Regions from separate parts of the Mus musculus genome. Here regions 2, 3 and 4 are each linked to region 1. Evidence: chromatin loops called from intact Hi-C (ENCODE). Cell type or tissue: heart. All regions are shown on one strand. Region 1 overlaps Lipc (lipase, hepatic). Region 2 holds the start of Gm32017 (a long non-coding RNA gene). Region 3 overlaps Gm31872 (a long non-coding RNA gene). Region 4 overlaps Lipc (lipase, hepatic).

Region 1 (8,000 bases):
CAGCTGAACACAGAGAGTGTGGCGCCTGTTTGTGGTTGGAACAAGCGGCTTAGCCTTCCGAGCCGCTGCTGCTGTGGACCTGTTAAAGCTGGGTGGCCTCCATTTCGTTGTACTCTAAATAATACAAATTTCAATAAAACAAGTAAGAGGCTGGGTGATAGAGAACGCTTTTAGATCCAGCACCTCGGAGGCAGGGGCAGGTAGATCTCTGAGTTTATGGTCAGTCTGGCCTTACATATCAAGTTCTAGCTCAGCCAGGGCTACATAGTGAGACCCTGTCTCAAACAAAAAAGATAGAAAAAAAAAAGAAAAGAAAAGAAAAAAAAACTAAAACTAAAACAATTATGAGGAGCTTCCACAAAACTGGAAATAGTGTTGATGCTGCAAGAAGTGTTTCCTTGACTTTGGTTAGTTAGTTAGTTAGTTAGTTAGTTAGTTAGTTGAGTTGTTTGTTCATTTGTGAGTTGGTTGGTTGCTTTTTGGTTTTGGTTTCTCTGAGATCAGGTCTTCTGTGGCAAAGACTGGCTTTAAACTCTTAAGTGGCCAAGAATGACCTCGAACTTCTGATCCCCCTGCCTCTTGAGTGCTTTACTTTCACATGTGAGCCACGGTGGCCAGGTTTATGTGCTGCTGGGAATAGAACCCAGGGCTCCATCCATGTTAGGAAGTGCTCTACCAACTGAGCTTCGACCCCGCACTAGAAATGGAGTTTCCTATTGTTTCAACAAGTGTTACATTCTGCTCTAATTTGCCCTCACTTCAAGAACAAGAGAGTAAGACAGAGAGGTAGGAAGGGCAACTATCTGGCTCAGTAAATAAAAGAAGTTAATGGACAAACACGCACTGTGTATTTGTTTCTAAAGTCTCTGTAACGAAATGCAAATTAAAACAGGAAGAAACACTTGAGGCTGCGATGTATGTGTTTGGTGGAACCTAACTATTGAAAGATACAAGTTCTTATGGGTTTCCTATTTTAAAATTTTATTAACTTTATTTTATGTGTGAGTGTGTCTGTGGAGGGCATCCGAAGGTATTAGATTCCGTAGAACTAGAGTGAGCCACTGTGTGGGTGCTGGGAATCAAACCCAGGTCTTCTGAAAGTATAAAAGGTGCTCTTAACTGCAGAGCCATCTTTCTAACCCTTTCTCTTTAAATCTCTCATTCACCCAGCAAATACTGAACACTAGCTATGGTGTCAGGACACACTCATACCTTTAACATGTGCCTCTCTGGGTAGACCTTCATCAGAATCAAACTTTATCGGTGTGAAGTAAAAGTGATCTATATGTACTATATAAATACAGTCCATAAAGGGAAATTCAGAGCCAGATGGGCAATGTACCTTTCTGAGTGTCAAATAGTGGGTTTCTGGGAGAGTCTGAGTGAGGTCTGAATAAGAATGGCGAGGTAGGGTTAAACTGGAAGATATTTTGGAGACAAAAATGAACAGGCGTTGAAAACTGATTCAAAGTTTGACAAGGGAGGAATGGGATCAAGAATACCTGAAGTTTGAGGCTTCGGGTGTCAATCACTAAGCTGAAGAAAGATAGCATGAGGAGGTGGCCCCAAGGGGGAATAAAATATGTCAGGTGCTGTGGGCCCTTTCTGTAGAGCGGCTGGCATTGCTGTAGGCTCGCCAGTATCTCGTCCCTCTCCTTCCCAGTGCTTTTCCACATGCATGTGGCACGTCTATCTTCTTTGTCACCTGTCCGTGCCTTGCTGGCACCAAGCTAGGCTTTAAGAACCAACTCAGCACCGACCAACTTACAGCTGACTCCGCAGCAATGGGGTTTTCTGTGCATCTCTGTTTGAACTTTAAAGATGTTCCTGGGGAGTCTTCCAGCTTTTATTATTTCCTGGGAAATGTTTTCAAGCCCCGGGCAACAAGCAACACAGGACAGCGACCTTGAGAGATGAGAAATAAAGACAAAGCACTCTGATTCTTTTTCAGTTTGCTGCCTGAAGGGGGTTCCCAGCCCACCAGCCTCTCCCTTTGGAGAGAGAGGCAGAGCTTAGAGTTCAGACAGGAGAAAGGCAGCGCTGACAGAGGAAGGAGTTTCAGAGAGGTGCAGAGTGTTCCTGGAGTCTTCAGCCCAGTAGAGATTGGTGAGGAAGCACTGGAATAGATAGACCTGACTATTCACAAGGTTTATCACCTCAGGACCGGGGACCATGAGTCCCAAGCTAAAGCCATTCTGGTCCCACATAACAAAGTTTGAAAGGCTCAAATCATTTCCAAGTAAAGTAACTGTACCCAGAAATAATATTTAGAACATTCAACAATGTCCAAGACCAAGAAGAGAAAATTCAGAGTGTGGTGTCTAAACAGAAATTACATTAAAAAAAAAAAGAAGAAGAAGAAGAAGGCAAAACCCCACAATTAAAAGAAAGGTCAGTCAACTTGAACAACACTAGAAATGATAATAATAACAAAATTGGTGAGCAAGAACATAAAGAGGTTTTGTGTGGTGTTCTTTTGAGATATTATGTAGCATAGGCTAGCCTCAAACTTCTTATGGAGACAAGAATGATCTTGAACTTCTAATACCCCTGCCTCTACCTCCCAAGTTCTGTGTGTGGTTTCATATACCACCGGGCCGACTTTTATGTAGTGCTGGGAGTGGAGTTTAGGGCCTCAGTGGTGTTGGGCAAGTTCTCTACCAACTGAGCAGCAGACCCAAGGCAAGAGTCCCAAGAAGTATGTTCCATCTCTTTGAGATCAAGAACCTGCGGGAAGGAGTGTGGATGCTAAGCAGAAATGTGGGAGCAACTTAAAACACCTAAGTACTGCTCCTAGAAAACAAGACATTGGGCAGGTTAACAACAGACCGGACACAGGAGAAGAGAAGATTGGTGGACCTGCTGCCATCACAGCAGAAAATATCCAGTGAAACACAGAGCAGAATAAACCAACAGCACTGGGAGAAGGCCCAAGAGGCCTTGTGTGTATTAACTAGAAAAGAAAGGGTAGGGACTGAGATATGATTGAAGAAAAGGTGACTGAAATGTCTAAGTATAATAATAATAATAATAATAATAATAATAATAATAATAATAATAAAGAAGGCTACTGAAACCCAAAATCCTTAATGATTCCCGAGCATGGGAAGTAACAAAAAATAAATAAACCAAGTCATAGCACAAGCAAAATGCCTGACAAGACATACACACACACACACACACACACACACACACACACACACACACACATACACACACCACACACACACACACACACATACACACACACCACACACACACACACACACACATACACACACACACATACACACACACATACACACACACACATACACACACACATACACACACACACACACACACACACACACACACACATAAAGCCACATAACATACAGGTAACCCAGAAAAGAATCCCACAGATACATTTTTATTGAGACATTGTGCTGTTTGTTACATATGTGAGAAAATAAATATGGACGCCGTTCCTCCATTTTCGAGACAGTTTTGAACTGTAGAATTGGAGGGCAGCTGACTAAAAAGGGTTAATGCCACCCCTAAAATCAAGTAACTTAAGAACAATTTGGTCCTCTTGAGATTTCCATTAAGATATTGTCCCATGGGTCTGCAATAGTCTTCCATCTAAGGCGAGTTTGTCCCCAGATTCCAAACAGCAATACTTATGCCATTCAATAATGAATGCATTATGACAGCCAACTATCCGAGCCACCTCTATCCATCACTAATTCTCCCTTCAACAACTGTATGGTGTGCACACATGTGTGTGCAGGTGTGCCCACACATGTATGTTCGCACGTGTGTGGAGGCCAGAGGTAAATCTCAGGCGTCTCCCTCCTCTGCTCTCCACTTTAACTTTTGAAACAAGGCCTCTCACTGAACCTGGAGCTCACTGAACCAGGAGCTCACTGATGCTGCTGGACTGGCTACCCAGCAAGCTTCAGGAGTCTCTCTGCTCTCCCAGTGCTGGGTTACAGATGTGTTCCATGGTGCTTAGGTCCTGGGGACTCCAATTCAGGTCCTAATGCTTGTGTGGCACTCGAGCACTTTGCCCACTGAGCCATCGCCTTTCTGCCTCATCTCATTCTTATTACTTACTAAGCAAACTTCCCCAATTATTCTGTTATGTTTATGAGTGTTTGCCTTCGTATATATGTTCACCCCATGCATGCAGGGCCCATGGAAGCCAGAAGAGGGCACTGGACACCTTAAACTGCAGTTTAAGGTAGTGAGTTTCCAAGTGGGTACTGGAAACCAAACCCCAGTCTTCTGCAAAAGCAGCCAGTGCTCTTAATCACTGAGCCATCTCTCCAATTCTCTTCCCTTTCTTTTCTGCCTGTTGGGCACAGCAGGGCTCTTGGTTCTTACAGAGATCTGTCCTCTACACTGCATAGCGCTGCATGCTAAGCTCACCAATGTTCTGTTAGTCTAGTCTTATCAAAACCTCCCATAGCCTCACCTTGAAGGGTATAAAGCCCTGAACCTCTTAAGTAACTAGGCACACACACACACACACACACACACACACAGCAAACCCTTTTACAGGTCTCACAAGAATTTAAATTTAAGGCTAAAAGTTCCAGTGTCAAAAACTGCTGCCTATGGGAATTGTGGGTATTTGAAGCTCTGCCTACAGTTCAGGAAACACCCTTTGTGGGTGAGCTCCCTTCCCACACAGATGGAAGAGTGAGGATATAACCCTGGAAGTAGCGCATAGGGAAGTGGAAATGCGACTGGAAGGATCCTTCCACTGCCGTTACACACAGTCCACCCAGGCACTGTTTTCTGTCAAATCTCATGAAATAAGGATATAGAAGGCAGCCCTAAGAGATCCGGACAGGAAGCCTGCAGGCTTAGTGACAAGCACCTCAGCGCCCAGCAACAGAAGAGGAGGAGGAGGAGGAGGAGGAGGAGGAGGAGGAGGAGGAGGAGGAGGAGGAGGAAACAGACCTGCAGAGACTGGATAACTCAAATGAGGTCAGATGACTAGCTAGTGGCAAGTGAGTCCTGAGCCCAGGTCTTCTAACTCCAGGATGAAAGTACCTTCATTATGCCTGCCTCTTCTCTTTTGGCATCAGGAAAAGAAACAGACACCAACTTCCTGATGATGACTCATGCTCAGGGTTTCCCAACAACAATGTTACTGAGATGCGAGGCTGCATCACTCTTTAGTGGAAGGGGAGGCCTGTTCTTAGCATGACCTCAGACCTCTGCCCACTAGAAGCAAATAGCACTCCACATGCCCCCACCCCTAAGTGTTTAACAACTGAAAAGTACTTCCAGAAATAGCTGGCATGTGGCTCAGTGGGTAGAGTGCTTGCCTAGCATGAACAAAGCACTGGGCTCTAGCTCCAGCGCTGTATAAATAGGGCGTGTTCTTGCAAACCTGTAATCCAACACTCTAAGGTAGATAGATGCAGGAGGATTAGAAGTTGATGGTTACCTTCTGCTATATAGCAAGTTTGAAGCCAGACTGAGAAACTCAAAACCCTGTCTCCAAAATAATAATATTAATTTTTAAGTCCTCAGATAATGCTATGAAAGCAACCAGGATAGTAAGGAAGAAACAAACGCCCCCATCTGGGTGAAACTGGTTTGAGTGTGAGCTCCTGTTCTGGAGATGATTCTAGTTCATTTGGAGGTTAATGATGGGGCAGAGCAGACAGGAAGTGAGTCGTTAAAGGAACCTCACTGCCAGGCATAGGAAGGTTGATTCCAGAGAATGCTGTCCAGGAATCTGAGAGAGCACAGTGAAGAGGTTGGCTCTGTTGTACAAAGGAACAAAGTCAGAAAAGGAACTTGTCTTTTTGCCACCAGTCTGGGCCCAGGGAACTCAGCAGCAGGAAAGGAAGAAATGTAAAGCCCAGGCCATGATCTAAAAAGCCCTCTCTTTTCAGCCCATCTCTCAGCCTGCTCCATCTATGACTGCTGCACCCACCGCCCCACCCTAGCCACTCTGAAGGTGTTGGTGCCGGAAGGCAGCCTAGGACTCACCAATGCGGCAAGGTTCAGGCTGTATACATACAACATCTTACATGAGCATCACAAGGTGTTGGGTAAAACAGCCAGACACAAAAGACCTACTGTGTGACTCTATTGACACAAAGTTGAAGAACAGAAGAAACACATTCCCATTGATAGGAGGAAGTGGTGGTTTTGGGTGCTGGTATTGCTAGAGACGACTGAGGGCATCCTCTGGGTATGGAGACCTCTGTCGCGATCCTGAAGGAGGCTTGTGAATGGGTAGAAATCCACAGAGCTATACATTTAGGATGGTCATACCTTCCTGTATGTTTCTATAAATAAGCTCTATCCCCTTAAAAATGAATGTTGACTCTGGAACCAAGTGGGTGTGGATTCCAGCCCTGCAGGTGATTCTGGCTAAGTCAGAATTTTTCTAAGAGGCTAGATGACCAGGGCAGTCCAGACAGGAAGTGCACAGTGAGTACAAATAGCGCTGTACTTAAAGGAACCACAGACACTGCCAGACACAGGACACAGTGTCTGTGTGAGGCACAGGATGTCTTAACGTAGGCTCCTCTGTTGCCCCAGGCACTGAGACAGGCCTGACAGCCATTAGCCTCTCTCTCCTCTACTTTCTCTGGCTTTGGGAGCCGTGCTCAGGCGCCACCTCTATTTGCCGAGTTCTTTATCAGTGGATAGAATATTTACAGAGTACAGCAGTGTTGATTACACAGTTCATTTTACTGGAGACTGGGGGATTGCACTGTCTCCTCCTGAGTTATTCTTGGCACGGCAGCATTTGCTCCCAGTATGCATTTCTTTACATCTGAAGTTCTCTCTCTCTCTCTCTCTCTCTCACCTCAGTGACACAGAGCAGATAGACTTCATGCTGTCTTCACCGTCGCTAGCCCCTTGATCTCTTTTATTCTTCTCTTTAGAAACTGGTTGATTCTGAAACAAACAAGCAGGAGTATGGATTCTAGCTCCAGCATCCCCTAACAGAGTTGGTAGACGTGTGTTTCACCTTTGCACATCCCTGTTCAGGGCAGGCTGTGGGTTTTGTTTGTTTCACTTTTTTTTTTCAGGGGTGGATGATGCGTGTACCACACAGTGCTTTTGTGGGGGGGTGGGGGGGGGTCAGGGTACAACTTGTAAGAGTTTGTTTTCTCCTTCCACCATGGATGTCCCAGGGATCAAATTCAGGATCAGGCTTGGGAGCAGGCACCCGAGTCATCTTACTCCACCTGCTTTGGTTTATCATATTTTATTTATTTAAGGGGAGTATCTGTGTGTAGAGTTGTGCGTTTGAACCTATATTGGCCATGGAAGCCTTTCTACAAGCAGACTCTCTGGCAGAAAATACTAGAATGCAAAGTCAATAACACTTGGGTTGACCATGTGTGCAGTTTGGGAACCTGCCCTCTCACTCCTGTGTCCCCTCCTCATTCCCACAGCAGACCCTAGACGATTTGCACAGGCTCTTGGGCATGGGCACTAAACCCAGTCATTGCAAGCCACTGCATTTGACCGTTTAACCAATTATTTCCTGGCCACCTAAGGCATGGCTTTCAAGGGCTCTCGTCCTATTTATTCCATGGATTTTAACCAAAAGACCCTCAGTAGATGGCATGTATTTGCACAGAAAATATTGAGCCATCACGCCTAGGGGAAGAGAACACAGCAGAAGGGGAGTGGGTTCAGAACAGCAGACCATGTGTCTCCTGTCATCCTGGAACATCACATGGACACCAAGGGTTTCAAGAAGCTCTTCAGGACAGGGGCACAAAGAAAGCTGCCCATAGACAGAACTTCTTCCCAAACCCAGAAATGCTAAATAAAGGAATGCAGAGACTGGGGCAGTTTGCACTGAAGACATTGTGTCTGAGAGTCTCCGCCTGGTATTGGTCCCCTAAAGCAGCTTCCTTCTTAAAACTTCTCTCTGGCCAGCAGGCAGCCATGTTAAAGTCACTTAGCACAGCCCCAAATCCACACAGCTGCAAAGACCCTTATTCCACATTACCCCTATTGATAGTTCC
Region 2 (8,000 bases), 71 kb before region 1:
GATCAGGCCCACTAGTAGACACCAGGTAGCACGGAAGCATAGGAGGAGCCAGGGAAAAGGAAGAAATACAGAGATAAATAAAACTCAACCCCCTAATTCAAAGCCACCTGCAAAGACTTTAATATGGCTGTGCTGGCACCTACATGAGCTTCATTCTTCTAACAACCTAGAGTCTATAAAAGATTTGTGTATGTGTAGTGGGCAGAAGTGTGTGTGTGTGTGTGTGTGTGTGTGTGTGTGTGTGTGCGCGCGTGCATACACCGTACATACATGTGGGTGCTCAGGTATGTGGCCTATGAAATGTTTGGAGTCCAGAGGAGGATATCAGATGTCCTATCCCTGACTTACTCCCTTGAGACATGGTCTCACACTGAATCTAGAACTAGGCCAAGCCACTGGCAAACCCCAGCAATTGTAAAAGGATAATTTTAAATGCCTTTTATTTATTCTTTGACAATTTAATACCTGTGGACATTGTATCGTAATCATATCCACTCCAATGCGTCCCTCCTGTTGTTCTCGGATACCTCCAAGCCTTCCCCTTCCCACTTCATGTCCTCTCCAAAGGATTTTTTTTATTCTCCTTTTAACTATGAGGAAACTAGAGCTGACACAGCCTAATTACGAGGCATCACTGATGAAATATCACAGTAAAAGTCTGACTTGAGGTCTACCTGGCTCCAAGGTCTATACTCTTCCCCACACTTCTTATGCGTCTTACCAAGTTCTCCAGGACACTGAGGAAAACCAGGAGGGAGTTGGCCAGGCCAGCCTTTGAAACCTATCCAGCAGGGGCTGGGGCTAGAGTGGGGCTGCAAGCAAGCAGAGGCTCTGGAACCCACCAGGGGGGAGGTAGGGCCTAGACAGTTGCTTGGGGCTGCTTTCCCTGGGGCCTGTTGCAGTGCCCAGTGATTATTTTTACCCCATCAGACCCACGCCATTTTAACAATTTCTCAATGCACTGTAAGACACTACCACTGTCAGTTTCAGCTATGAGCTATGGCCCAAAGCTTGTCACCAGAAGACCATAAGACCCTGAGAGACTCGTTTTAGAGAGCCAGGGACTCCTCACAGCTTTCTTCTCTGACACAAAATCCCCAAAGCCCTCTTCCAGCTTCCACTGAGCCATCCAAAGAGCATTCATTTCACACACACACACACACACACACACACACACACACACACACACACACACACACACACACATTTATATACATAAACACTATTATACACAGACAAAACACCCTCATGCATATACACTCTCAGAACTTCTGCCCCCCCCCTTTTTTTTAGTCCAGACCAAGTATCTGGGGCTCACTCTCCGGACTTCTCTCTTTCCTTCCTAACTACCTACACATTGATTGAGTAGACTTTGAACTAGACCCTGTACTGAGTATTGGGAAGTAAGATAAATAAAACCCATCAGCCCCTGGGGAGGAGACCTAGCCTGGACCTCAGGTCCTTCGCTCCAGAATACAGAGAGGAGAGAGTCAGGCTGAAGGAGGACAAGCAGTCCAAAGTTGCACAGTAAATTGGGGTTAATGAGATGATATACACAAAGACGTTCCACGGGATGTCTGGCGCCAGTAAATAAGTAGAAACTAAAAGTCCATTCCCAGTGGCAGACCAGGGAAAGAGTCAGTTATCTGCAGCGCAATCATAAACTATTAAGTGAAGAGGCTTCTTGTCCACCCTGGAGAACTGCAGAGGGGAGAAGCAGAGGTCTCCCCAGGGAGCAAGGCTGCTTGAAAGCATTCAGTGAGCACACGGAAGGGCAGTGGGTTTGTCAGCCAGGGCTGGGGACCAGGGGAACAGGGACAATCAGCCGTGCTGGGGAGGCTCCCCAGGGCCCTGGTCTTTCCTAGATGGCTGCTCAGAAGCCCATCTTTGAGCGCACCAGGCTCAGCTGTTTCTGCTGTCGTGCTCCTCGTCTAGATAATGGGGTGTTATGAAGCATGTTGGAGACCATCAATTAGTGCCTAGCTCCATGCTCATCGGGCTGTGTTTCTAAGCATGCTCCACTAAGACCCACAGCAGAGGTAAATATCTCTCCTTCCTCATTCCATGGCTTGGAATTAAAATGCCACCCAACGTTCTCTTCGAGAGAAATTGAGATTTATGGGCCATTGTCAATATCAACACATGCTAGCCATTATTTGAAAGTCCCCCTTGTTCCTTGGGACTGATCCGCTATTTACTTTGAAAGATAAATGCGGCTTTCTAATCTCTGAGGAGGGTTGCTGGGGTGGGGATGGGGGTGGGGGTGGGGGTGGGGGTGGGGAGTCTTAACGTTCCTTCTCTGGAGATGTTTTGATTCTTTCTTTCTGCTTTTGCTGGTGATAGGAGCCCCAGCCTGCTGTCCCTCTCGCTCAGACATTCCCGTGTTCTCTAAGGCTCTGGAACAATGGAGGAGAAGCCAGACCCTCCTCAGGCCAGGGTGGCCAGGGTGACAGTGTGTAGAGATTCTTCCACACCACCTGACTTTCTCCTGTTTCCCAAAACCTTGCAAGAAGCAACTTAAAAGAGGGTTTGCTCTGTCTCTCTCTTTAAGAAGGGATGCAGTCCATGACAAAGAATCTGTAACTCCAGATCCAGGGGTTAGAGCACCTCTGTCTTCCACAGGCACCTGCACCCACATGTATAGACCCACAGAGAGATACACACTCATACACATAATCAAGATATTCTAGGAAAGGTTAGACCCCTCAGTAAACATCCAGCTTAGGGCCATTGGCCACTCTCTGCCTCCTCCAGGAAACCCACCCTGCTAGCTCCCTGAGCTTGACCTCAAGAGCAAAGTTACTACAGGAAAGAGAGATGGAAATTGTTACCCTAGTGATTCCTACTCCCTCTTCTCCAATCTCCACCGGACAAGGTGTTGACACTAACAAGGCCTGCTTCTTTAGGAGGCCTGGAGTCAGAAGGATCTGGCTGTAATTGCTGGCAGCTCTTTGCAGAGAGCATGCATTTGTTAACACTTGGTGTTTTCAACAGAGGCCATGGTGCAACCTGCTGCCTGCCTTCTCACACTTGGCATCTGTAGAAGTACTGTATGCTAACCAATTACACCACTGGGACATGCTCACATGCTCACATGCTCACACTTAGTATCTGTAACATGTTGTCACGGTCCCACCACCCTCAGGATGATCCTGAGACAACATATGAGGAGGCAGACTGAGAGGGTAAAGCCAAGGCACAAGTCACATAGACCACAAGTAACATCGGGATGGGAACCCCGCCCCATGGGCCTGAGCAGCTGCCTTCTCCCTACTGCTGGAGGCAGATGCCTCAGCCACATTTGTCTCCCAGCTGGGGATGAGTCTCTAGCCACCAGCCGCAGCAAAGCCTGTTTTCAAGTCCACTGAGCAGCTAGGATTCCCTCAGTGAAAATGCCACCTGATTCAAATCAATCCTCTTCAGAGACACCCTATGGGCCCTGACCACTGCCTTCCCAGGGTCAAAGTCAGATGGCCCCTAGGTGGCCTCAGCTGGCCAGGCCCATTCCAGAGAGAGTCGTGGGACTGTACATCGGCACTTCCAGAGCAGAAAGGCCAGCAGGTGAACAGCTGGCCGGCCAGATCTTGTCATACTCCCACTCCATGGTATACCCCACCCAGGTCATCAGAGGTCAGGGCTCCATCTGTGCCTCTGGTGGCTCCTCGAGAATGACTCCGTTCCATGTGTAGTGGGTGGAGGGCCACAGTTATCTTTCTCTGCAGAGTGTGGTTCTCCAGCTCTTTCCTGGGGAACAGGGCCCCTGGTGCTCAGAGCCGTCCACTTCCAGCCTAAGACTATAGGGCTCCTGTCCTGCTCGTGATCAGAGCTTCCCCAGGACTGCAGCCAGCTAGACCAGGACCTTGGGCTAGAGTTGTAGCTTCCTTTCTCTATCTATACGCAAAGCCTCCTTCCTCCACCCAGCCAGGTGCTAAAATTACAAGAGCATCATGGACTGACTTAAACACAGCAAGTTGTAAAGCTTAAAATGAACTAAGTTATGTTAGAAGCAGCAGCAATGAGTACCCCAAACGCCTGGTTCCTATCACTGCATTGTATTTTGCTCTCACCTCGATCCTTGTTGATCATGGTGTAGAGTAGAAACATTCCGTTCCAGTGTTGCTGAAGGCCATCTCTTCTCAAGCCAGGTGTGGTGGCTCACACTTGTGATCCCAGCACTTGGAGAAGCTGAAGGCAGAAAGACTGAAAGTTCACAGCCAGGCTAGGTTACATAGTAAGCCTCTGTCCTCCAAAATAAAAGCTACTGTGTCTGATAACATTACATGGTTACTTTTGTTTGTTTGTTGCTTTGTTTTGTTTTTTGAAACAGTGTTTCTCTGTGTAATAGAGCTGTGGCTGTTCTGGACTCACTTTGTAGACCAGGCTTGCCTTGATCTGCCTGTCTCTGCCTCCTGGGTGTGGGAATTAAAGGCATGTGCCCACCCACACCCAGCCCTACTTGGTTCATTTAAAAGCAGTAGAAAGTGGTGGGATTTTGGTTCCTGTTCCTGTTTGGTTTCTGAGAGGTTTCGCTGTTTCCCAAACTGGTTGTGAACTTCAGTTCTTCCTTGGCATCTCCCAGCACTGAGACTATGTGCATGTACCCCTGCACCCAGGACAACAGTGGCATCTGTTCCATGGAAACGGAAATGCCACAGATCTATGCTTCATTCACTGTTGGTTGACTATTAGAACAAGGGTCATGAGAGTCCCAGAGTAAATGCTTTTGTAGGTCCCGAGGCTCTACCATTGTAACACACAGCCAGCTTTGGGCAATAGATAAATAAACAAGGGGGTGTTACTATGTTCTAATAAAACTTTATTCACAGTAACAAATGAAGGGTCTGATGCACTTTAGGCAAGCGAGTGTAGGTTAGAATTTGAAGACATGATTAGAGGTCCCAAGAGAAGAAGGCTAGCACAGGGAGGCAGGGAGGGATAAAGTAAAAGCTAATATGGTGAATGTCAGGGGGCCATGCTATCAAGTTGACCCCCCCCCAAAAAAAAATCCAAACAAACAAGTTACAAAATGTACATTCACATTAAGAGGAAACAGTTGAAATAGTCTAAGAGAAAATGTGCTTAACTGTCAATTGCTCTGGGGAATAGAACTATACCTGAGGCTGTTTTCGTGCTTCTTGATGCATGTCTGTACATTCCTAAGTGCTGTGCATTAATTCGATAATCACAAAAAGGCATTTCTAATATGGAGGGTACTGAGCACTGAGCCAAACCTGAGTGAAATCAAAGCCAGTGGCAGGCACATCTGGGCAGATGCAGCCCAGAGGTTCCTGGAGGGAGGTACTGGGGGTAGGTGAAGGGGTGACAAGGGACACCACATTCTCTTCAAAGGACTACAGACGCACAGGGGGTAGCACTGCTCATGGCCCCTTATCTGCCTCCTACCCAGTAACTCAGTAGGTTCCTTCTCTCCTCTCCCCTAATACTAGTGTGTAAAAGTGCCCCTTATACATTCACATAGGCAGCGTAAATCAGGAAAAGCAAGAGGCACTGTGGCTGTGGCTGTGGCTGTGGCTGTGGCTGTGGCTGTGGCTGTGGCTGTGGCTGTGGCTGTGGCTGTGGCTGTGGCTGTGGCTGTGGCTGTGGCTGTGGCTGTGGCTGTGGCTGTGACTGTGACTGGCTGTGACTGGCTGTGGCTGTGGCTGTGGCTGTGGCTGTGGCTGTGGCTGTGACTGGCTGTGGCTGTGGCTGTGGCTGTGACTGGCTGTGGCTGTGGCTGTGGCTGTGACTGGCTGTGGCTGTGGCTGTGGCTGTGACTTTATATCACTGTTTACCAACTGGAGAGGCATAGTGTTTGATTGATTGATTGATTGGCTCTTTTGCTTGGGTTGGTATTGGTTTGGTTGGTTGGTTTGGGTTTTGGAGGAGGGTCTAATACCAAGTGCTGTGCAAAGAACTGGAACATTACAATGGAGCTAGTGAATGTCTTTTCCAATTTACTGATTTTACAAATAAGAAAATGAAAACAAATGACTTCGAGAGAGATGCCCAAGGATGCAGACCTGAGTAAAAACTCGTCCCAACAGAGAGGACACCCTGAACTGGCCCCTCTTTCCCCAGCATTCAGAGAGTGTAGCAGGCTGCACAGAGAACCAATTGACTCTAATTCTTCCTCAGATCCACCCCTGGAAAGCACTAACGCCTACAAGACAACTAGGCTGCGATATGCCCTGTGCTGTCTCCAGGGTGGGACTTATTTTTCTCCGTGTCGACTTCCTAACTATTAGCAGGTGAAGACCTTCAAATGCTGACTTCTGCACAGATTCTTGGCGGACTGAGACCATATCACTCAACACCAGACACCTTCATTGTTCTATCTTCTCTTCCCCCAAACCAGACAGCTGATCCTGTCTGGTAACCAAAGGATTTAAGAAGCAGGGTCTTAGTCATTTCCTCCACAGACCCTTGAGTAAACTCTCTGGAAGGTGAGCCCTCGCATCTTGCAGTAAGCACCTCTCTGCTTGTGATTCACATCATCACTTTTCCTCTGTGTCCTGGGCCCGAGGGGCCATCGTGCCACCAACACTAGCTAGTTATTCTAGCATTTTCTATACCTCCTTCTGTGGAAAGGCCACATTGCCAGTCTTAAATTATATGCCCCCTGGAGTATCAAGGATAGGCTGGCTTATGCTTTCTCTGGTCAGGGACACAGAAAGCAAGAGATTTAATTAATATACTTTCCTGACCTGAATAACAACAACAAATTAAAGGTTGACCATCTTCATTGTCCCCAGTAACACGAGAGCTTTACAAACAGAATAAATGAGCACTTTTTTTCTGCTGGGGCTCTCTCTCTTAACTACTACAGACTCATGGAACCTTCTGGAAAGTATTCTCCCAATGTGAAGTTCGAAAAATGACCGAGGTTTGGGAGCAGCCTGAGCAAGGTCATCGTGGGCTACAGTTAAAGCACCAGCGGAGCATCCCCGCCGTGCCTCCTACCTCCCGCAGTGAAAGGAAAAGCCAGGCAGGTTGTCATGTGTGTGCACCACTCACGCTGCAATCCACAGCAGAGAGGTTGTCTTCATCCCTGGCTCTTTCCCACAAGTCAAAACATCCAGGACAACACTATCCAAAGGCTGTCTCCTACATGGTTTCCTGCCTCCAAACCTGTCCGGTGACCCACCTTGGCTGCATTTGGCTTTAGGCCAGCTTCCCACCAGCTATAAGCAACAGCCTACAGCCCCTTTCCAGGCAAGAAAGATTAGAGGCTGAATCCTTCTTGCTCCCAGCAGACTCAGTGAGCCTTTGCCGAGGGGTTTACATACTCAGTGCCACCTGCCTTGGTCCCTGAGTAATGCTGTCCCTGCTCCTTACTCCTAACCATTCACCTTTCCCAGAGGGCAGAAAGGGGCTCAGCCTCTCCCTCTCCCCTCTCCCTTCCCCCTCCTCCTCCCCTCTCCCTCTCTCTCTTCCTCTCATGTGTGTGTGTGTGTGTGTGTGTGTGTGTGTGCATGTATTCATGCACATATGTGCATGTGCAATACATGTGTCCTCAAAAAGACTGCATGGATACTGTTCATTGAGGCAGGAGTGACATCAAGGACATTACATTTTAGTCTTTTGCTAACTTCAGATGACACAATCTTTGCCTTGCCTTCAGGAAAAAAAATGACTTCTTTCCCTCCCACCACCCCCTACCACGCCCGATCTGAGGGTCTCTTTTAGAGAGTTAACCATAGCTACATAAATCTAATTTAAAGCTAAAAATACATCAAAAGCCGGGGCTCGCTCCAGGTTTCAGGAAGCTGGTGATTTCTGGAGGAAGTTCCTCCCACTCCTAGAACCAGGTCAAGTAAACGAGACAAAAGTCCACTAGGAGCAGGTGTCTCATGGTTTCGTGTTTTGTTAGTTGCATGCATAGATTTTTGCATGTATCCAAAGCAAACAAGCGTCCCCCCAAATTGGCACATGTTCTGGCTGCTTCCTCTTCTGTGGCCGAAAAGGATCCCAGTATTCCCCAAGGATGTGGGGACTGGAAT
Region 3 (8,000 bases), 170 kb after region 1:
TCTCCCAGGGTTCTCTGGGGCTCTGTTCTCTCCTTGCTTTCCTCCTGACACTGAGCTGTGTTTCTCTCTTTGACTTCCCTAAGGCTTTCTTCTCTTTACCTCTTAAATATGATCCGTCCTAGAATTTGATCTTTTGGGTTTGTTTCTCTCTTTTTTTTTCCTTTCTTTCTTTTTTTTTTAAAGATTTATTTATTTTATTTATATGAGTACACTGTCGCTGTCTTCAGACACACTAGAAGAGGGCGTCAGATCTCATTATAGATATTTGTGAGTCACCATGTGGTTGCTGGGAATTGAACTCAGGACCTCTGGAAGAGCAGTCAGTGCTCTAAATCGCTGAGTCATCTCTCCAGCCCTTGGTTTTGTTTCTTATCCTTCACTTCCTTGGTTACTTCTTATGACCCTCTTGTGTCTGGGATTAGGCTGTAAACTGCATGTAAACAGAGCCTGGGGTTTGCCTTGTTCTGGATTCTTTTCTGGTTCTTAGCGTATAGTCAGCTAGCTTTCTTGGACCTCTGTCCCAAGCCCCAGCCCTATCTATAGCATAGTCACATCATTTTCCTAAACATGTGCTCTTGGCTAAGATTAAAGTCTACGGGGCTGGAGTGATGGCTCAATGTTTAAGAGCACTAACTGTTCTTCAGAGGACCAGGGTTCGATTCCCAGCCCACATGTGGTGGCTTAAAACAGTCTATAACTCTAATAACAGGGGATCCAACACTTTCTTCTGGCTTCTGGGGGTACCAGGAACACATGTGCACAGACACATATACAAGCAAAACACCTGTACACATAAAATAATAATAAAGTCAATCCCTTGTTTAAAGGACATTTGGGTCTCAGTTTCTGATCTGCAGAATTGGAGAATAGTGCTGCCTACCACAGATTGCCTCCAGAGTTAAATAAATCAATAAGTGTAAAAGAGCAGGACAGTGGTGGCACACGCCTTTAATCCCAGCACTCAAGAATCAGAGGCAGGTGGATCTCTGAGTTTGAGGCCAGCCTGGTCTACAGAGTTCTAGGACAGCCAAGGATGCACAGAAAAACCCTGTTTGAAAAACCAAAAGTTAAATAAGTAAAAATAAGTAATTTAGGGGGCTAGTGAGATGGCTCAGCGGTTAAGAGCACCGACTGCTCTTCCAAAGGTCCTGAGTTCAAATCCCAGCAACCACATGGTGGCTCATAACCATCCATAACGAAATCTGAAGCCCTCTTCTGGAGTGTCTGAAGACAGCTACAGTGTACTTACATATAATCAATCAATCAATAAGTAAATAATTTAAAAACAAGTGTAAAGCACCAAGGCAAATACATAGCATATAGTAAGCATTATAGAATTCTAGATGATTCTATCATAATTACATGTGATATTTGTTCACTACCTCTCCCCTGGTGTTATACAGCTACACTGCACTCAATAAGTTCCAATTTACCCAACCGCTCTCAACCTCCTCAAACCTTCTAAGCTCCAATCCTAATAGGTCATCAAGTCTGTTTTTGTCAGACCTGAGAACTGGTCCAAGGGTCTAGTGTGTAGAGTTATAACATTGAGCTACACATTCCTTTTCTTCCCTGGAAATGCAACTCAGTGGAGATTTGTCTGGGGTACATGAGATCCTAAGTTCAATTTAGCACCAGTGGTGGTGGAGGAGTTAGTAAAATAGAAGGAAACAAGGGCAAAATCAGAGTAACAGGAGCTGACATTTGTAAGGAAATGGAAGTTGAAATAACTTAAGTAATCCACCCTAAGTCAGAAACCTGAGTGGCAGAGCCAACCGCCAAGGTTCAATTTGTCTGGAGAACAGGCTGGCTTTAATCAGCGCAATGTGCCGCCGTTCAACAACAGTTAGTTTCCCAAACACACACCACTTCCCACTTCAACACCTTTGCACATGTTCTACCCTCCAGAAGGAGTGTCTCTCCCACATGTTCTACAGAATGAGGCTCAGTGATTCATTTCTCAATACACTTTTTTGGTTAGAATTTTACTTTTCATGTAAAAGAAGAATTAGGGGGAATGCATTAAATACACTTTTAGAGACTAATGAAATATGCTATTTACAACTACAGGCATTTAAAAGTACCAGTGTCTGAGCTGGGGATATAGATCAACCGCAGAGGTGACAGTACTTGCCTAGCACACATAAGAATTCCCAACACTGGGGTGGGGGTGGGGACTGGGTATCCATTTCCTTTAAAATGCACGGAGACAGAATGGAGATATGGTGTACTGGCTGGGTTTTGAGTCAGCTTGACACAAGCTAAGGTCCTTTTGGAAGAAGGAACAAGCTTATGGTATATTTTCTTGATGGAGGATTGATATGGGAGGGCCCAGCTGAGTTGGTCACACCACCCCAGGCTTGGAGTCCCTGGATTTTTTTCAGAGGGCTAGCTGAGTAAGCCATGGGAAAAGCAATCCAGTAAGCAGAGCTCTTCCTCTGCATCAGCTCCTGCGTCCAGGTTCTTCCCCTGAGTTCATCCAGTAATGAACTGTGGTGTGAACGTATAAGTGAAATAGACCTTTTCCTCCCGAGCTGCCTATGGGCATGGTGTATTATCACAGCAATAGAAACCCTATGCCTAAGGCTTCTTCCCTCTTCTCAAATCCTTATTAACTTCTCTACTAGAAAGAATTACCATCTATATACCTCTAATATAGACTTACAAAATTGTAATGTTTATTTAAATACTTAGCCCTGGTTACTATAGGAACCTAGTGGATTTGATCCCCAAACTGAAAAAAAAATCAAATATTCTCATACTCTCTCCTCTCCCCACCCCCCCACCCCGCCCGAGCCACACCCCTCAGTCCTACTTCTTAGCTTTGAAGGACCACAAACATGGCTCTAAACAAAATGCTTATTTATGTAGTGTTTGTGTGTGTGTGTGTGTGTGTGTGTGTGTGTGTGTGTGTGTGTGTGTGAGTGAACTCAGGGGCTGTCACATCTAGCCAAGCATTTGTAATACTGAATTATAACCACGTTCTCCCTAATTCTCAAAGACAAGTGTGACTCACATATTATAGGAGTTTTAGAAAGAGCCACACAGTACAGTATATCCATGTCCAACACAAACTTACTAAAGTTCAATACGAATATAGGCTAAATTTGAGTACTCTATTCAAAAACTAGAAACAATATCTTCCTGTCTAAACTTCTAGTAGCTTACTGAAAAATTTAAAGCCTCCACAGGCACACCTCATCCATCTGTGGGCCTCTCTTTCCTCTCCATTCAGTTAAACTGGTCTGTCTAGTCTTGAAAACGTCTTGCACTTTTCTGCCAACTTGTTTTCTGTCTTTGTTTCCTTTCCCCTTTTCACAGCTTTAACCCAGCCTCTCAAGGTCAGGGCACAGGCTGACGGCTCAGAAACCATGTTAGACACAGGCGCCTTTCCTTTGATTTGAAGTGATTTTTTAAAAAAATTTTCCTTATTCATTCATATCCAACAGTTAGGAGCTTTCAAGGCACAGCCATGGCTCTGTGTAGCTGTAGATGCTTCTGCTTTGCTTGTCAGGAACTGAGGAAAGACTGCCCTCTTTGGACTGGGCTTGACGTCTGTCACTCTGGAACTCAGTTTTCCCGTCAGTAAATTGCCTGTGTGACCTTTGTTTCAGAAACTAGACCAACTTCCAATAGTCCTTGAAGATTTTGCTTACACTTCTCTGGCTCCAGTAATCTCGATCACATTTTATCCCAAAACACCTTTTATTTTTAGCCTTCTGTTACAATTAAGCATGCGTTACTTCCTGGAAACTCTCGTGTTCTTACCGTGGCAGCTGACATCAACAGGACCAAGACCCTGAAGGCAAAGGCAGAGGACCAGAAAACCTACAGAATGGCAATGATCATGGTTGTGAAACTCTACAAACGTTTATTCTGTTACTAGGACAGATACCCACAGATTATCAAATAATAGCCCTGATATGTTAATATACACTTTAATATACACAATCTTGTTTATTCACTGCAACAATGCTGTGAGATAGATGTAATCCATTTTATAGACAGGAAGATGTACCAGGTGTGATAGTTCATTTTCAGAGTTGACTTAACTTGATTTGAAGTCATCTAGGAGACAAGTCTTGGTGTGTCTGCGATGATGTTTCCAGAGAGGGTTAACTGAGGAAGGAAGTGTGGGCTGGGGCCCCATGGCCTGGGGTCCAGACTGAATAAAAGGGGGGCGAGGAGGAAGCGGCAGCACTACCTCTCTCTGCTTCCTGACTAAGGGCATCACGTGACCAGCCACCTGTTCCTGCTGCCCTGCCTTCCTCCCCATGATAGGCTGTACCTCTCATACCATGAACCGAAATAAATCTTTCTTTCCCTAAGTCGCTTCTTGCCAGGTATCTGGTCACAGCAATGAGAAAAGAGAGTAAGGAGTACAGTAAGCTTCTAACTTAAGGGGTGTGTGTGTGTGTGTGTGTGTGTGTGTGTGTGTGTAACCTGCAAACTAAAACACAACAACATCCAGCTAGGCTGATGTAGCCCCAAGCCTACACATCTTAATGAAGTTCTGTACAATTAGAGTAGCCATTTTAAAGCTGTTGACCTTTGCTTTGGCTTATATACTATCAATTATATTTTATCCACTTGCTGGGCAGTGGTGGCACCCACCTTTAATCCCAGCATTCAGGAGGCAGAGGCAAGTGGATCTCTGTGAGTTCCAGGCCAACCTGGTCTACAGAACAAGTTCAGGGACAACCAGAACTATACAAAGAAACCATGTTTCCAAAAAAAAAAAAAAAAAAAAAAATCGACTTTTAAACATTGTATGCACTTATCTACAAAAAGAAAGGAAAGAAAATCTATGACAGAGTTAAAACTAGAAAAACAATTACTTTGTAACTAAGTGTCCTTTACCTAGACTCTGTCCTTCCTCATCACCCAACATTATCCTTTCTAATCCAACCTTAACTCTGAATTAACCTTCTCTCTGAATCTTGTAGTCTACTCTCTAGAATTCTTTGTTAAATAAAGATGTGTTGCCATGGTCCAAAGCCTACTCCTTACTTTTTGTTTGAGTTTTAAGGGCTGGAGAGTTACATGCAGACCTTCGTGCTTGATAAGCACATGTTTTATGATACCGCCGAGCCACACCCGCAGTCCTACTTCTTAGCTTTGAAGGACCACAAACATGGCTTTAAACAAAATGCTTATTTATGGGTGTGTGTGTGTGTGTGTGTGTGTGTGTGTGTGTTAAGATACGACACAGTCAATGAGTGGAGATCAGGGGACAACTCTTAAATTCTTCCTTTCCACTGTGTGGCCCTGAAGATTGACTTTAGGTCATCTGGCTCGGTGGAAAATGCCTTTCCTCACTAATGCATCCTGCCAGCTCCGTTTCTCAGTGCTGTCCGAATTTACCAACTCACAAGGACTAATGGATGAGAGCTAAATTCCTACAAAATGTGTCTTTAAATATTACAGGCATGGTTACGTTGTGTACCTGTAATCCCTGAGGAGCAAACAGAGTGAGGAAGGGTCAGGACCAGTTCTGGGTCAGCCAGAGCTACATATTGCGACTTTGTCTCAAAAACAAAAGCAAACAAACTATTGAAACGATCTTCAGGTAGACTTTGATGTTATCAAGCTGATGAGCCCATCTTTATTATCAATACTTGAGAAGCTGAAGCATGACCACAAGTGGCTTCGTGATTAAGTCACTCCTGCCAAAGAAATACGCTAAGTGATTTTACCAGTCAACTATCCAGCTAGCCAACTTACCATGCCACAGTAAGGATCAGGCAGGTAGCTACCAGGTCACTCACCTGTTCAGGAGCCTCTATGGAGATGGCCACCAAAAGCACAGTGTGACAAACACATTTGCATCAGAACAATCCCCAGGACCTTGTTCATCACCATGTCCCTTTCAGTAACTATGTCTTCTTTGCCCTTGCCATAAAGCCTTTGGTTCTGTTTCTAAGCTTTGCTTTATTTCATTTTTTATTTTATTTATTTATTTATTTATTTATTTATTTATTTATAATATCCGTGTGAATGTCATACCACAGTTCAACATCAAGTGTCTTCCTCAATCACTTAACACTTTATTTTTAAGATTTAAACAATCGTAAACGTGTGTGTGCATGCTCCCAGGGGCTGGAGTTACAGGTGGAGCAACCAGGACCACTTGATACAGGCTCTAGAAGCCAAACTTAGATCTTCTGGAAAACCAGGGAACACCCTTAACCTCTGAGCCATTTCTCTGCTCCTCCACATTATTCGTTGAGATAGGGTCTTTCACTGAACCTGGAGCTTGCTGATTCAGCTAGCTGGGCTTGGCCAATGGGCTTCAGGGTTCCTCCTATCTATCACTGCCTTCCCACACTGCCACACCCATCTATTTTACCTGGGGTTCTGAGAAACTGAACTCAGTGACACGTATTTTAATGACTAGGCTATCTCTCCAGCTCTAGTTTTGTTTGTTTGTTTGTTTATGTGTTGAGACCTGCCCTCAGGATCTCACAAGTGTCTGACAAGCATCCTACCCCGACTTTCACTCCTAACCTTTATGTTTAAACTTTAAAATAAAATTAAATGGAATAAATAAACAATCTAATCTCCTGGGGAACTATTACAAACAGCCAAACTGCTTCTCTTTATGCTTATCTGTATTTTTACTTTTGGTGGTGTGAAGGGGTTTCAGTCAGAGTCTCACATATCTGATGCAAGCCTACAACTTGTTATATAGCTAAGGATGACCTTGAACTCCTGATTCTTGTGCCTCCATCTCCCAAGTACTGAGATTACAAGTATTTTCTATCATGCCTGGCTTTGGTTTAGATATTTCATTATTATTTGTGACTTAATTCCTATCACTTCTCTAGGTGTGGTGGCGCACGCCTTTAATCCCAGCACTTGGGAGGCAGAGGTAATCGGATTTCTGAGTTCAAGGCCATCCTGGTCTACAAAGTGAGTTCCAGGACAGCCAGGGCTATACAGAGAAACCCTGTCTCGAAAAAAACAAAACAAAACAAAAAAAAACCTATCACTTCACAGCCCTTTTTATATTACCTACAAGTGGCATGTTTTCATTTTGTTTTATATACTCACATTTTATCTTTCTAACTAGATTGCTTCTAGATTGATAGCAATATAATAATAATAATAATAATAATAATAATAGTAATAATAATAATAATAAAATTTGAGCCAGAGGAATAGCTCAATAGGAAAACACTTGCCTATCATTTGCAAGGTCCTAGGTTTGAGTCTCATTACCACCACACCACCAGTCACAATTGAAAGGCTGTTCAAAATATACAAATTGTTTGCCTTGGGTTGCCATTTAATTTACAAAACAATATAGCATAGGGTGGAGTGAAGAGGTGGCTTAGTGCTTAAGAGCACTTGCTGCTCTTCAGAGGGCCTAAAGTTGGCTCCCAGCACCCTTGTAGTTCACAACCACCTGTAACTCTAGTTCCAGGGGATCTGATGCCCTCTTCTGGCCTCAGCAAGGAATGCACATGTGTGAAATTCCCTCATATAGACACAGATATACAGATAAACTGGAGATGAAATAAACTATGGACTAAGATAAAAATAAATAAATAAGTAAATAAATAAATCTAACAAAAATATAATAAAATCAATCACTTAGGCTAATGCTATCCCTTGACTTTTGGGGGGTTAGGGACAAGGTCTTATGTCTAGTCTGGGCTGGCCTCAAACTCCTTTGGTAACTGAGAATGACATGAAATCTGATTCTTCAGCCTCTGCTTTCCAAGTCCTGGGATTATAGGCATGCACCACCACACCTGGGTTCAAATCCAAGGCTTCCTGCAGGCTGGGTAAACACTCTGCCAACTGAGTCATATCCTTAGTGCCTGTCCCATTATTCTTTCTCTTTTGATTTTCTTTTTCTTCCTTCCTTTTTACTTTTTCTCTTCCTTTCTTCCTCTCTTTCTTTCTTTTTTGTCTCCTTTTACAAAGAGTAACAATTAAAGTTAAATAAATTGACCTACCCAAACTCTGACAATGAGTGAATGGCTGGAGCAAGT
Region 4 (8,000 bases), 82 kb before region 1:
CCCTAGGAGATAGACACCCTTTCTAGCTACCTCAGGCATCCCAACTCATGTGTGCACACATGCACACAAGCACATACATGCATACATACATACATACATACATACATACATACATACATTAAAGAAGTGTCTTTTAATTAAGATTCCTGGTCTCATACGAGTCAGAGATTCTCTTTCCTGGTGATTCTAGATTGCATCAAGTTGACAGTTTAAAACTAACCATCATGAGTAGAGACTCCCAGAACCCCAGTCTATGGAGGAGCTGCCACCTGCCCTCGTCTCTGGCCTTCCAAGGTGAACTCTTCCTACAGAACCCCCAAGGCAAACCTGCTGTCTTAGTTAGGGTTTCCATTTCTGTGAAAAGACACCATGGCCAAGACAACTCTTACAAAGGAAAACATCCAATTGGGGCTGGCTTACAGTTTCAGAGGTTCAGTCCATCATCATCATGGTGGGAAACATGGCAGTGTGCAGGCAGACATAGTGCTGGAGGAGGAGCTGAGAGTTCCACATCTTGATCTGAAGGCAGCCAGGAGAGTTGGTCTCTTCTGCACTGGGCAGAACTTGATCATTTGGAGACCCTCAAAGCCTAACCACACAGTGACACACTTCCTCCAACAAGGCCACATCTCCTAATTCTGCCACTTCTCATGGGCCAAGCATATTCAAACTGCCACACCTGGCTTCACCTCTAACTCGTAATTCAAAAGCTGGGAGTCAGCATGTATTGCTTCTGTGTACTGACCTCCCTCACCAGTAGCTGTCATACAACTTACTTTTATCTACAAGGGGCATTTTATGCATATATAATATATAATGTATGCTGATTATATTTCACCACTGTTACATTTTTTTCTTGTCTTATCTTTCTCCCACATCTGCTGCTCCCCACTCATTTTCCCACCTAGTCATGCTTTGGGGTGTGTGTGTGTGTGTGTGTGTGTGTGTGTGTGTGTGTGGTGTGTGTGTGTGTGTGTGTGTGTGTGTGTGTGTGTGTGTGGTGTGTGTGTGTGAGTGTGTGGGGTGTGTGTGTGAGTGTGTGTGAGAGTGAGTGAGTGTGAGTGTATGTGTATGTGTGTGTGCATGTGTGTGTATGTGTGTATGTGTGTGTATGTGTGTGCATATGTGTGTGTGAGTGAGTGAGTGTGAGTGTGTGTGTGTGTGTGTGTGTGTGTGTGTGTGTGTGTGTGCATGAGACAGAGAGAGAGAGAATGAATGTGTATGCTCCAGTGAATTTCATTAGGTTTCTAACAGCAGCTGGCTGAGAAGTTACTTACAGGACCATAGTCAAAATGTCAGTGGCTATAACAGGGAAGAAAATGTCTTTCCTTCACCCAGAAACCAACTATCTATAAATCCTTATAGGATGCCTTAGGAGGCCCTCCCCTACATGAAAGAACGTTGATAGGCCCAACTTTCCATATATATATTAAATTTAAGGTGTTCATGAAAATGTGCTCTTCCAAAATAGAACATCTGCAAGCTGAAAAGAAAGTGTTCCTTAAAGGGAAGCTTCCAGGCTGAGACTCACTGGTGATGGGTAGAGAAACTCACAATAGCTCTGGGCCACTCCTTTCCAACCCTGAAAATCTGCTCAAGGACATATTTTTCACATGAGCTGGGCATTAGCAGGGTTGGGCAGGGTCTGTGTGAGGCCTGGCCACCCACAACTGTGCAAAACTTTGTGATGTCAGACATTCCAACTCCCTGGTACTAAGAGGAACCAACATAGTGAGAGAAAAAAAACTACTAATTTATTTGGGAACATACATAAAACATAAAATCATAACATTTATTAACTACTTGCTGCATTCTGAGCTCCAAGGTCAGCACAAAAATCACCATTTCATTTATGAAAAAAGCTTCAATCTAAGAGTCCAGCCCCTTAGAGGAGTACTATGAGACCATTTCAATACAACGTGATAGGTGTACAAATTTATCTTGTGTGGAGAATTCTGAGGCAAGAATGGTCAGCTAAGAAGGCATTTTAAACAAGTGTGTGTGTGTGTGTGTGTGTGTGTGTGTGTGTGTGTGTGTGTGTGTGTTAACTATTCACCTGCATGTATGTCTGGTACAATGTGCAGACTGTGCCCAAGAAGGCCAGAAGATGGCATTGGATCCTCTGGACCTGGAAATGCAAACAGGTGTGAGCTGACATGTGGGTAGTGAGAAATGAGCCTAAGTCCTCTGCAAAAGCAGCCAGCGCTCTTAGCCGCTAGGCCATCTCTCCAGCCCCCTGGTTCAAGGGGTAGAGAAGGGAAAGAAGTAAGAGAATATCATAAGGAAAAAGGAAAGCGTATGAGCAGTTATGACTTGAAGAATGAGAATGAAATTGAGAATTCATGAGACTTCGGTTGGCCCAGAGTAAGATACAGTGAAAGGAGCTGAAACAAGAACCCCCAATCCACCCTCAAGAGCTTCACTCTGACCCTGGAGCCTGGGCTGCCCAGATGCAGGTTGACATTTGAGAAGGGGAGATAGAGCTTGCTAGCTGCCTTCCACAACGCCTAGAGAACCTTATCTCCCAGCCTGGCTGAAACCCTGGCCACTCCCTTCTGGGGAGAAACTGTATCAGCAGGAAAGGGCATGGGTGGAGTCCTGAACTCAACAGTTTTGCAGTCTCCCTAGGCCCTCACACGAATGTTTGGCTCTTTCTTCAGAGCAAACTCCAGCTTTGGGCAGATCTCTGAAGTTTTCTTGTTCATTGTTATTCCAAATCCTAAGTCATGGGATTCCCTTGAAACTTAACCAGTATCGAATCAGAAATCGTCCATCTTAAAAATCTCTTACTTGGAAAAGAGAGCTATGTGCAAATCTTACACTACACTTACTGATCAATAGCAATTTCACAGTGAAGCGCTCACTCCCATCTGCGTTAACCCACTGAGGTTTTACTGTAACCCTGTCAACAATACTGGACAGGCACAAACATCCCACTTGGAAGATGTTGGTGCTTATCAACTGTATTAGTTACTGCTCTCATTTCTGTGGGAAAAAAAAAACTGACAAAATGAACTTAAGGGGGGGATTTATTTTGACTCAAAGTTGCCATGTGGCAGGGAGAGCGTGGTAGCAGGAGCACAGGGCAGCTAGTGACATCTGACATCGGGCCTGTAGTCAGGAAGGAGAGAGAAGACTGCTGGCGCTCAGCTCGCTTTCTTTTTTCATGCAGTCTGGAACCCAAGGGTAGATGGCACTACCCACATTTAGGGTAGGGATTCTCACCTCAACTAACCTAGTCTAAAAGTCCCTTGCGGTCATGCCCAGAGTTTTGTCTGGGTGATTCAAATTGGCGATCTTAACCATCACACCAGCTAAGGCCTCTAGGGATGGCCCTGGTATCGAGTGTAAGGGAAGTTTCTTTGGCTGGCTTCAGTCAGAGAAGGGGAGCCCTAGGATGGCCTCATGGATGGGGCTGAGGCTGCTTATGAGAAATGGGCCTGAGTGGATGAGTCTAAGGAAGGCCTGGAAACCAGAGGAATTCTGGCCTGGATCCCATCAAAAGAGAAGACAAATCTACAGCCATGTAATCATCATTGACTAATAGCTACACTAAGTCAATGGTGATCTCATAGGTCCTCATAGGTCGGGTGAGGGAAGATGAAACAGAGGTTGAGTTGGTGTTTGGCGGTTGAGTTGAGGTTTGCAGTCCAAAGGAGAGAAGCCATGGCATTAGGCTTTCTGGTCAACCCTCTACCACTGAGCTACACCCACAAGTCTTGAGCTGAGGTTGATACAGGAGCACCCATGGCACATTCTGGCAGTCAGGAGAGAGTATGATTTTGTGACATCTGTGGCCTCCACAGCCCTCTCTCTGTCCTGATACAGAGATGGAGGATCCTCATCCCACTGGTTACACTCTGTGGGTGCTGTCTGTGCTCAGCTGGAGTCTTGGGGTCTGGCTGGATGTAAGGTAACCCTTGTTTTGTTCTCGTGCTCTCTCACATAAAGGACTCCAGGTGACATCTCTGAACTCTTTTAACAGTTCTTCACACTCAAGCACAGCCTATGGGACTCCTTTACCTCTAATGTCCCATGAGAAACAAGCAGGATCCCTTCTGCACTGACATCCTAGGTGTCCTCCTGGTCACTGAGTGGTTGTCACGGTGCCAGGAGATCCACAGTGTTCACCTCCCTGACTCAGGACTTGCACATGACCAGGAAAGGAGAGCATAGACGCAGAGTTCTGTGCCTAGCGTGAGACCTCGTGCCCTGACTTAGCCCTACAATGACTCAACCGCCTGTGGCTCCAGATTCCCAGACTCAGAGGACAAAGGCATGATTCTGTAGGAACTGTACAAGCACTCAATGACCGTCACACTACTTCTTTCTCAATACTCTCTGGACTAGACATGCATCGGTTTTTGATCCAGTGCAGATGAGGAAAATTCAGTTGATGCTTTGGGGGAGGGGGCTCTCATATGGCTTTAATGAAGCAGAGCCAAGATGTGTAAAAATCACAGTGTTGGGTTGAGGGACTTTTTAATATTTATTTTTATTTTATGTGCATAGATGTTTTGTCTGTTTGTGACCCGTATGTGTGCAGTACCCATAGAAGCCAGAAGAGGGTGTCTGAAACCCGGGAACTGGACTTAGAGATGGCTGTTAGCTGCCATGTGGATAGTAGGAATTGAACTCAGGGTGTCTGAAAGAGTAGCCAGTGTTCTTTACTGATGAGCCATCTCTCCAGCCCTGAAAGCTACTCTTTTGTTTTTTTTTTTTTAAGGAATCCAAAGCCTGAACCTATTCATTTCGCCTAATAGATGGGAAGTAGTAGTAGTTGACCCTGTTTTATAATCAGAGACATGGTAGCTCAGGGTCGTAAAGTCATCCTCTATGAATAACTCACTTAACAAGTGGTCAAGTCACTGGTCACAGCCAGAGCCATCTGACTCAACCTCCCAGCCTTTCAGCAAATCTAGAAATTGCCTTCCTAATTCCAAGTCAGTGTGGACTTTCCTGAAGTGTCTCCTGGGGTTCCTGTGAAAGCATCTTAGCCTTCAGTTTCTCTTATTGTGTATGCCGGTGCCTAGGAGCCTGGGACATATTCTGACCCTCTAATGTACAGCTTAGCCACATAGGGATGACAAGTCGAAGCAGTGGCCCAGGAGCAAAGCCATCCATACACAAAGTCCCAGTCCCTCCCCCTCTCCCACAAAGTTAAGCTCCCCAGAGTTAAGTCAGAACAAGGTGTGAGCACTAATCTACTCATCTCAGAGGAAGGTGCAGCCCAGGATCAAAGCTGGACATTGTAGGCTAGTGTTAAGGTAAGCAAAGATTTTTCCAGAAGGCGTAACACAAGAATCCTCTAGGTTCAGGTTTATGAACTGATCTGGGTCCTCATGGGGTTAGTATTATCCATACAACATAGAAAATGTATCTTTCTTGCCAGTGCAACAACTCTCGAAATTGTCCCATAATTAAGTAACCCATGCCACCACTATCATACACACAAAGGGTGCAAGCAGATTAATGAATTTATCAGTGTCTTAGTTACTTTAGATGACGTGTCATCAAATTCCTGACAAATGCACCTTAAATGAGAAAAGGCTTATTTGGGATCACAGTTTGAAGTTTCAGCCCCTGTGATGGGGGCATCATGGTGACAGGAGCTTGAGGAGGTAGCTGGTTACCTTGTACCTCCAGTCAAGAAGCAGAGAGCTGGGAATTCTTGAACTCAGTTCAGGATTTCCTTTGTATACAACCCACAAGCCCAGCCCAAGGAATGATACCAGAGGTGTTCTTCACATCTCAATTAACCTTATCATAATAACCCTCAGCACAGACATGCCCAGAGTTGATCATTGATATTAACCATCATAATCAAGAAGAGAAGTTGCCCAAGCAGGAAAATAATCCAAGAACCCTCTCAGGAAGGGACGGTGGGGACCAACCTATCCACCACAATTGCATAACCAAATGGCCAGTGGAATAGTAGGAAAGTCCACATTCAGGATGACTGCAGGCTATCAACTTACCCACAGTGTGTGTATCAGGTCTTATGCTAGACTCCAGCATGCTCATTAGACATTCAGTGTATTGCTCTACTAGAACTGCCATAAAAAAGAGCCATAGGGTGAGTGGCTTATGCACAGAAATTGTCTCATGACTGTGAGGGATACTCACGATCAAGGTGCCCATGGGGTCAGCTTCTCTAGTGTCGTCTCCTCCACTTTCTGATGAGCTCCCCCTACCCCATGCTATAGTTCTATGTCCTATCTTCCCCCCCCCACCTCCCATGGGTGTGGGTGTACATGCATATGGGTACACGCAGGTACTCATGCATGTGCGTGCACACCGAGGCCAAAGGACAGTCTCGGGTGTCATTCCACAGATGCCATCCACCTTTTTTGTTGTTATTGAGCAAAGGTCTCTCACTGGCCCAAAACCCACCAAGTAAGCTAGGCTGGCTGATCAGACCCCGCTGATTGGACCATTTCCAATTATATTTCAGGCCTATTTTCATTTTTTAATCTAAGTTCTGGGAATCAAACCCCAGTCCTTTACCAACTGAGACATTTCTCCAGGCCCTAGTCTCCTGCTGCTCCTCCTCCTCTCCCTCCTCCCCCTCCTTCTCCTTCTCCCCTCCCTTCCCCCCTCCTCCTCCCCCTCCCCTTTCACCCCCTCCTCCTCCTCCTTCTTCTTTTTCTTCTTCTCCTTCTTCTCTGGGCATGGGTTACATTGTTTCAGGGTCTACACCTAAATAAGGCCCAAATGACCTCATTTATCCTGAAGTAGGACTGTAAAGAGCCTATCTACTTATCTACAGTTTTCAAGATCTGAGGTGCTTTGAGTCATTTGAGGCAATACAGGCCTTCTGGCCAGGGTTCCGGACTGCAAAGTGGGGATACTATGGACGTCATAAATATGTTTTTATTTTCTTGGAGCTGTAACAACTCCTGGGGAGAAAAGAGGCTTAGACACATACATGGCGTTGAAAAGAAAACAGTAGGCCCATAAACAGGGTCCTTTCCTGGCAATGTGGAAAGCGATAGCCCAGCTTAGGCACACAGCTGGCAGCTAGTTGGGGGATTGAGGTGGTGGTGGGGGGCAGCAACCCCTTTTGGCAAAGTGATTAAGACTCTTTGGCAGCTCCAGCAAGAGCTGGCAGGGAGCCAGGAGGAGTGCTTATCTGGCTCACATTGAGGGTAACGATAAAACTCATCCTCTGGCACAGAACCTGAAGGGTGTGCATGGCGTGAACCCAAAAGCATACTCTCCCTGCCTTGAGAGGTGTTCTTCCCACATAGCCTGTCTGCAGGCAGGCTGTTGCCTAGGCTCACCCAGCCTGGCCTCAGCCAAGGAGAAATGTCCAAGGCCAGTCATCACCCTCTCCTGGCAAGTTCAAAAGGAGTCCAGTGGTAGCCAGTGCCCAAGAACAGAGCAGGGGCTGCAAGGGCTCCTCCCACCCCCTGGGAACCTTTGCCTGGGCTCTGAGTTCCAACTCTGCGAGGGGAAACCAACTCAACAGAAATGAAACATGAAGTCTAGGGAGAGAGCTCCGTCAATAATGCTTGCCTCAAGAGCCTAGGGATGTGGGCTCCACCCACAGAACATAAGGCAGGGGGAGGTGCACAGCTGTAATCTTAGAGCTGGAGAGGAAGACACAACACATCTGGGAGACTCGATGGCCAGCAAGCCTAGCCTAGTTATCAAACTCCAGGCCCACGAAGGAACCTGTCTTTGAAAGAGGTGGACAGTGCTTCTGAGGGTGACAATCAAGACAGTCATTCTACCTCCACATGTGTTCACATACACACACACACACACACACACACACACACACACACTCACACACGCTCACACATATACATATGTTCAAATACATACATGTGCCCACATGAACACACACACACTGAGGCACAATAAAACAAAATAAAATGTACATTCCTAAGGAAGAACCCAGAAAGCCCAAAAGAACAAGGTGTGGGAGTTACACACCGGGGTCTGAGTCCCAGCTGTGTCAGCTGGTCCAGGTGGCTCTGAGCCCGTCACTTCTA

The links. A loop is a pair of places that touch in the nucleus more often than their neighbours do. Peaks named below come from ENCODE experiments on the same cell type or tissue, not always from the same donor. Only the 100,000 strongest peaks of a DNase experiment are listed, where the experiment ranks them.
Region 2: it touches region 1 in a loop (2.0-fold over the local background); 4 of 42 quality-filtered maps call a loop at or near these places.
Region 3: it touches region 1 in a loop (2.0-fold over the local background); 9 of 42 quality-filtered maps call a loop at or near these places.
Region 4: a loop joins it to region 1, with 1.9 times the contacts of the local background. A loop is called at or near these places in 4 of 42 quality-filtered maps.

What each region holds. Positions count from the first base shown.
Region 1 is chr9:70,839,684-70,847,683 of GRCm38, reverse strand. All of the region lies in intron 1 of Lipc (lipase, hepatic), which reads left to right. Among named protein-coding and RNA genes, the nearest start is that of Gm32017, 70 kb to the left of the region's middle. In heart, CTCF peaks have their summits at 44 and 4,188 (motif pointing right); DNase peaks (open chromatin) are centred at 4,863, 4,983 and 6,503; H3K4me3 peaks cover 639 bases; H3K27ac peaks cover 4,579 bases.
Region 2 is chr9:70,910,524-70,918,523 of GRCm38, reverse strand. The region is part of intron 1 of Lipc (lipase, hepatic); the gene reads left to right. Gm32017 (a long non-coding RNA gene) reads right to left here and starts at 4,378. Exons shown (of 4, transcript XR_003948349.1): 1 at 4,369-4,378; 2 at 4,068-4,185. In heart, CTCF peaks have their summits at 3,464 and 7,854; DNase peaks (open chromatin) are centred at 3,073 and 7,943; H3K27ac peaks cover 1,303 bases.
Region 3 is chr9:70,667,686-70,675,685 of GRCm38, reverse strand. Gm31872 (a long non-coding RNA gene) reads right to left here. Exons shown (of 3, transcript XR_379591.4): 3 at 5,581-8,000. Among named protein-coding and RNA genes, the nearest start is that of Adam10, 7.3 kb to the left of the region's middle. In heart, CTCF peaks have their summits at 3,536 and 7,449 (motif pointing left); no DNase peak of the experiment used is centred here; H3K27ac peaks cover 886 bases.
Region 4 is chr9:70,921,527-70,929,526 of GRCm38, reverse strand. The region is part of intron 1 of Lipc (lipase, hepatic); the gene reads left to right. All of the region lies in intron 2 of Gm32017 (a long non-coding RNA gene), which reads right to left. Among named protein-coding and RNA genes, the nearest start is that of Lipc, 9.3 kb to the left of the region's middle. In heart, a CTCF peak has its summit at 4,562 (motif pointing right); DNase peaks (open chromatin) are centred at 2,546 and 7,256; H3K27ac peaks cover 6,071 bases.